2 separate regions of the Mus musculus genome follow, and region 1 is linked to region 2. The links are chromatin loops, found by intact Hi-C in ENCODE. Cell type or tissue: gastrocnemius. All regions are shown on one strand. Each heading gives the region's core, and the rest is flanking DNA. Links, peaks and the distances in the headings are about the cores only. Region 1 overlaps Thap4 (THAP domain containing 4). Region 2 has its middle 16 kb from the start of Bok.

Evidence for each region. A loop is a pair of places that touch in the nucleus more often than their neighbours do. Peaks named below come from ENCODE experiments on the same cell type or tissue, not always from the same donor. Only the 100,000 strongest peaks of a DNase experiment are listed, where the experiment ranks them.
Region 1: a loop joins it to region 2, with 8 times the contacts of the local background. A loop is called at or near these places in 16 of 42 quality-filtered maps.

The regions. Positions count from the first base shown.
Region 1 is chr1:93,725,801-93,728,711 of GRCm38, forward strand. The region is part of intron 2 of Thap4 (THAP domain containing 4); the gene reads right to left. Among named protein-coding and RNA genes, the nearest start is that of Thap4, 28 kb to the right of the region's middle. In gastrocnemius, for the core only: CTCF peaks have their summits at 572 (motif pointing left) and 1,376 (motif pointing left); DNase peaks (open chromatin) are centred at 485 and 1,363; H3K27ac peaks cover 246 bases.
Region 2 is chr1:93,667,647-93,670,557 of GRCm38, forward strand. No RefSeq gene overlaps it. Among named protein-coding and RNA genes, the nearest start is that of Bok, 16 kb to the right of the region's middle. In gastrocnemius, for the core only: a CTCF peak has its summit at 1,213 (motif pointing right); DNase peaks (open chromatin) are centred at 356 and 1,270; H3K4me3 peaks cover 895 bases; H3K27ac peaks cover 612 bases.

The DNA.
Region 1 (2,911 bases), core at 181-2,680, 58 kb after region 2:
TATGAGGCAGCTCAGTGAGGATGGGATAACCCTGAGTGCTGCGTGAAGATGTAGTCAGTAACTGAGTCACATGACCTACAAGGTCACCCCTGCTCTCACCCTGACTCTGCCAGAGGTTGTGCAGGGCCTCAGAAGAGCCACCAGGCTGATTCTTACATGTGACCAGGATACTTCTGGTACCTTCCTACAACGTAGACCTCGGTCTGGAAAGCAACTCATGGGAGGGCAGAACTGGAGACAGAAGAGCTCCTCAGTGCAGGTAGAGTCTTCATCAGCCAACACACACACACACACACACACACACACACAGCCTTTCCAGACCAACAGCTCAGAGTGTGTTCTCCAAGACAACTAGGTCAGCCTTGGGAAGAACACAGGCAGAGAAGACAACGTAGAGGAGTCAGTTGTCTCCCAGCATGTGGGGTCCAGGAACTGAATGCAGGCTCAACAGACTTGGCAGCAAGTGCTTTTACTCACTGAGTCATCGGGACAGAACTTAAAAATGTTTGTTATTGGGTCGGAGAAATGGTCTAGCTATTAGCCCTTCTTGCAGCAACCACATGGGGGCTCACAACCATCTGTAATGGGATCTGATGCCCTCTTCTGGTGTGTCACCAAAGCAATGGTGTATTCTTTATACATAAAATAAATCAATAAATCTTTTTAAAAAGCAAAGCACTTCTTGCTCTGGGGAGGACTAAGGCTCAGTTCCTAGCACCACACGGCCATCCATAACTCCAGTCCCAGGAGACTTGACGCCGTTTTGTGACTTCTTCAGGAGCCAAGCACACCCTTGGTACACATACATGTATTCCGGACAAAACATTTTCACATAAAATAAAATATATAAATGTAACACAAAAAATTTAATGTATTGTTTTTATTTACATAAATTTTTGTGAGTCTATGTGAGTGCAACAGGTCTAATTCTGGATCTCTTTACTGGAGAACAGGCAGACCAAGGTCCTGTCTACTCCCTACCTTTAGGGTACCTAGTTGGCCTCCACACCTTAGTTGAAGCCTCTACCCCAAGGGGCAGGGGCTGGCTAGAAAACACTCCAGTGGGGTGTGATCTCAAACTATTCCAAAACAGGGCATAGGGAACTCAGTCATTTTGAGCAAGACAGGGCAGTCTGCTGCCTCACTCAATGTCATGATCTCCAACAACACCTAAGACCTTTGGTGTAGGCCAATACTGGTGCCCTACTCGGTCGGTTTGGGTGCCTATAAGCTTGCATGTGTATCACATGCACAAGGATGCTTGTCTTGTGAGGTCCTGTGCCTGACAGTTGGCAGTGTCTTCTCCATTCTCCTCCCCTTTCATTTTGTTCCCCCTGCAGGCAGGATAAGGATGATCTAGGTCTGCCCCCTAGGGTGGGAGGCTTGCAACAACAGGCAGAGCAGTCTCCTGACTGGGCACACTCAGGACAAGGTGAAGCTGTGTAGGTGACCCCAGGAAACACCTTGGCTTCCCAGGAAGGTGTCAAGTACCCTCTCAAGAGGCAGAGCTGGAATGCAGCCCTGCACTAATGTTCACACCCACACCCGGCTCTAGCCACATACACCATATTGAGGAAGTCTCAATCAGCCTTACAAGTTCCAGACCAGACAGCCCTTGTCAGAATCCACGACGCCTCTTCTGATCCCCAGTGTCCTCTGCAGCCCCTAACTTGTGTCTGGCGTTGTCCTTGTTTTAGACCCTGTTAGGGTCACTCAGCCCTCCCTCCTGAGGTTCTTCTGTCTGAGTCAGTACTGAGTGACATGTTCCTCCAGCAGAAACACGCTCAGGCCCTGCTTCTGTCTTCACACTGCTTCCCAGACAGTGAGAGCAAGGGAGGACAGTTCTCAAATGTCAGATGAGAGACACAGAGAGGGAGGGTAGAGAAAGAAGGAAAGAAACAAGACAGGGAGAGACTAACACTGGTCTTGCTCTTTCTTCCTCCAATCTGTCAGAGGATCAATCCGGGATGCAGCATCATTTCTGCCTCTCCCAGGAATTAAAGTAATTAAAAAGGCGAGGGTGCTCAGCTTGAAGCATGCCGACCTGAGGTGGATACCTAGAGCTCACAGAGTGGGAGGAGAGCACGAACTCCCACAAATGGGTGTTGGCCTGGACTCGGTCCTCTGGAAGAGCAGTGAGCACTTCTAACCACAAGCCGTCTCTTCAGTTCTTAGTTCTGTTTCTGAGTCAAGTCTTCCTCTGTGACTCCAGCTGACTATGAGATGCTGCTGTTCACCTTCCAGAGTCCCGGGAAGAGCTACCAAGTCCAGCTACTAAACCCTTAACATCTCAACGCTGTTGCCTGTGCAAGACCAGTCTCCATAAATACCAAAGACCAAAAGGTGGGGTGTGAGTGAGCCTAACTCAGGAAGAAGAAAGATGAAGCAGAACCCCAGAGCAGTATAAATAACAAATGTTCTCCATAGTATTAGGCATTTGAACTCTTGGTCCCCACTTGGGGCAGGTTTGGGAGGGATGGCCTCGTTGGAAGAAGTACCTGACTGTGGGCATACTTGCCAGTCACCATGCCTGCCACTTCCTGCCACGTCTTATCCTCGGGAAATCATAAGCTCAAATAAACTCTTTATTCTGGAAGTTGCTGTACTTGTGGTGTTCTCTCACAGCAGTGGAAAAATAACGAAGACAACTAGGCAGCAACGGAAGAATGTAAAAGTGAAGGCATACAGGCACAGGCAGTGCGGCAAAGGCCCTTAATGGGAAGACACATGTGAACAGAGCTTACCCAGAACACACAAGACTCAGAACTTGAAACAACACTGCAAAATGAAACAAACATACCACCCCCAAGTCCAAACTATGGGCCACAATAATATACATAAATTTAAAAATTACTGTTTTAAAAGGTGAGCATAGAGTAGGACCCAGCAATAGCTTTACCCCCAGGGACAG
Region 2 (2,911 bases), core at 190-2,689:
ACACAGCCATGTTCCTATTCCATCAGTGGGATCAAGGGCTCCCTCAGAACAATGACTGCAGAAGGGCTGCGCAGGAGAAAAGCCTGGGAATGACTGGAAATAGGTGGCATAATGCCGTTGTCACTGTCCTTGCGACCTCTCAGCAGGGAGGAAGAATGCCCCAGATGTGATAGTTTCCCTTTGGGTGTCAGGATAGAGCCCTATAGGACCACTTCGAGAGCAGAGCTGCTGGCTCCTCCCACCAACCCCAGCCCTCTACCTGGCTCCTCCCACCAACCCCGGCTCTCTACCTGGCTCCTCCTACCAGCACCACCCTCTACCTGGCTCCTCCTACCAGCTCACCCTCTACCGGGCTCCTGGGGTCTCTGCAGGTTACCCAGGCTTCCACTTCTCCACCTATTCACGTTGTGAAGGCCAGTTGTTTCTCTCTTTGTGTCTGTTTCCCCTCAGACTGGTAGAAATGTGACTGCTAACCCTTTATCTCTCCTGGGACTGAAAAGGGCAGCGAACTCGTGGTCTTTTCCAGATCAAAGAGTCCAGTGTCTGCAGCAGTGTAGAGTCCTGGCAGACAACCCCCTCCCCATCCATGATGCGTGCTTCCTTCCGCCTGGTTTATCAAACATCAAGGACAAGGTCAGACTGTCTAGGGAGAGTGAGCCAAGAATCCCAGTTGTGCGATGGAATTTCACACGGCCTGTAGAAATGGGAAGGCCAGAGGAACATAATGCGGATGTTACATTAAGTGTAAAGTCAGGTTTTGGAGCCTCAGGTGTTTGACATAAGCAAGAATCTTCTTTTGGATGTGAAATATGCCACAAGAGTCCTTATCATCATACAGCAGTTGCGGCTTTTAATTTTGTGTGCTTTTTAAACTTCCTAGTGGAGTGTACCCAGGATTTACTGTTATACTCGGGGGTGGAGGTGGGGTGAGAGGTGACTGCTGGCCTTGACTTTGAAATCTCAGAACAATTCTGTTTTAAAGTATATATTTTGCCGCGGGGTGTGAACTCTCAGAACCAGGAACAAACTAAAGAAAAGAATGTTTATCCACAGGGAAAAACTAAAGTCCCAACAGGAAGCATGGGCCACCAGTTTCCTGCCCCTGAGACTCACTGGAGCAGCGCAGACACACTGCAATATGTATCCAGCTCCCTAGAGGGAGATGAAACCTGGACCCCAGGTTCAACTTCTAAGGGACCTGGTGCTTCTCTGGGACAACTGGCCGCCTGGGGGCACAAGAGGACCCGTAGCCACCGAAGAGGTCCTCTTTGTCCCTGACAACCAGCACGCGGCTGGCAAGTGTACACTTCCTGCCGCTCTGAGGGAGCGGAGGAGTGGCCTCGGCACTAGAGGAAGAAAACACACACACACACACACACGTACACACTCCCTTTCCATCTCCAGACTTTAGTAATCTCGGCTCTCCGACTGTCACAAGGTGAGGAACATCGGAAGGGCGGGCTGTAGGGCAGTGTAGGGTGAAGGAGCTCTGGCATAGGACAGATTCTTGTGAGCGAGGGGCAGAGCCTAATGGAGCTCAGCCATTTGTAGGGGCAGATCTTGGTAGGGCCTGAACCCTATGGAAGGTGAACAACTCCCCACCCCAACCCAAGCAAGGATCTTTGTAAGGCAGATCCTCCAGGGGGAGGGGCTGTGGTCATGGGCGGGGGGTGGGGGGTGGTGGTGAGGAAAGTGGTGGGGAGGGACAAGTCACAGAGGCGGAGCCTCAGGCAAGGATATATACCAACTAGCATTGGGTTTGCAGATGAGGATTTTTTTTCCCCCAGTGAAGCCTGGATCCTGGATCCTGGTCCTGGTAGGTTGGCTTGGTCCAGGTTGCAAGTGGGAACTGAGGCAGATGTCCGTGTCCCCAGGACACAACATTTTATATATGAGCAGTTTACCTCTGAGGAGGGACACAAGAGCAACCCCAAAGTGCCCCAAAGCATCCCCTCTCCCCTGCGGAACAAGAGCTGTGACGCGTGTAGTGATGTGAGCACTCGTGCTCACAGTTAAATCACTCTGTCCATCTTCTAGGAGAGCTGTAACAAATTACCATAGACCTACTGGTGTAACACAAATTCCTTATTCTCTTATGTTCTGAGCATGGCAGTTGGACTGACGGTTGGGTATCATCAGACTCTCCCGAGATAGCAGTCTTTAGCCCTAGCTGGAAGGGACTGAAGGGTCTTTGGGAGGCTCAGCCTGGTGCCCTCTCTCTCTCTTTTCAGAACTACTCTGGTGTGGGTGGGCTTATCCCTACTTGGTTGTTGTCTTCCCTGAGGAAGGACCTTTTCCCCCATCCAATGTCTCAGACCCTTTCTCTGTGCATTACAAAGCCTGTAACAGCATCTCTCCTATCTACTTCCATTGAAGCATCTCAAGTCCCAGCCTGCCTGCTTCCTCCTCACAAAGATTCTCTTGTGAAGATCCAGGACCATCCCTAACTCCTAAGCTTGTCTTCATCTGCCCTCTGCAGAGCCTCTTTGCCATGCTAAGCATCTGGGGATTAATACCAGGGAATTAAGGCCAACTTGTCAAAGTAAATAGGAAACACCAGTTCCATTGAAGGAGGAAATCACTCCTGCTCCTACTCCTGGGAAATGTGACTGAAAGGGTGACCAGGCACTCCAGAGCATCATAGATATCTCAGAAAAACATGGTACATTGTGTTGATATAGATGTGGGAATAGAAGGGTATGGGTTGTTCCTTTGTTTGTTTGGTTTTTGAGACAGGTTGGTTTTATGTAGTCCTGGCCTTCCTGGAACTCACTCTGTAGACCAGGTTGGCCTGGAACTCAGAAATCTGCCTGCTTCTGCCTCCCAAATGCTGGGACTAAAGGTGTGGTGCATCATCACTGCCTGGCTAGATGTAGCTTTTGAATTATGAACTCAAATAATATAGGATTGT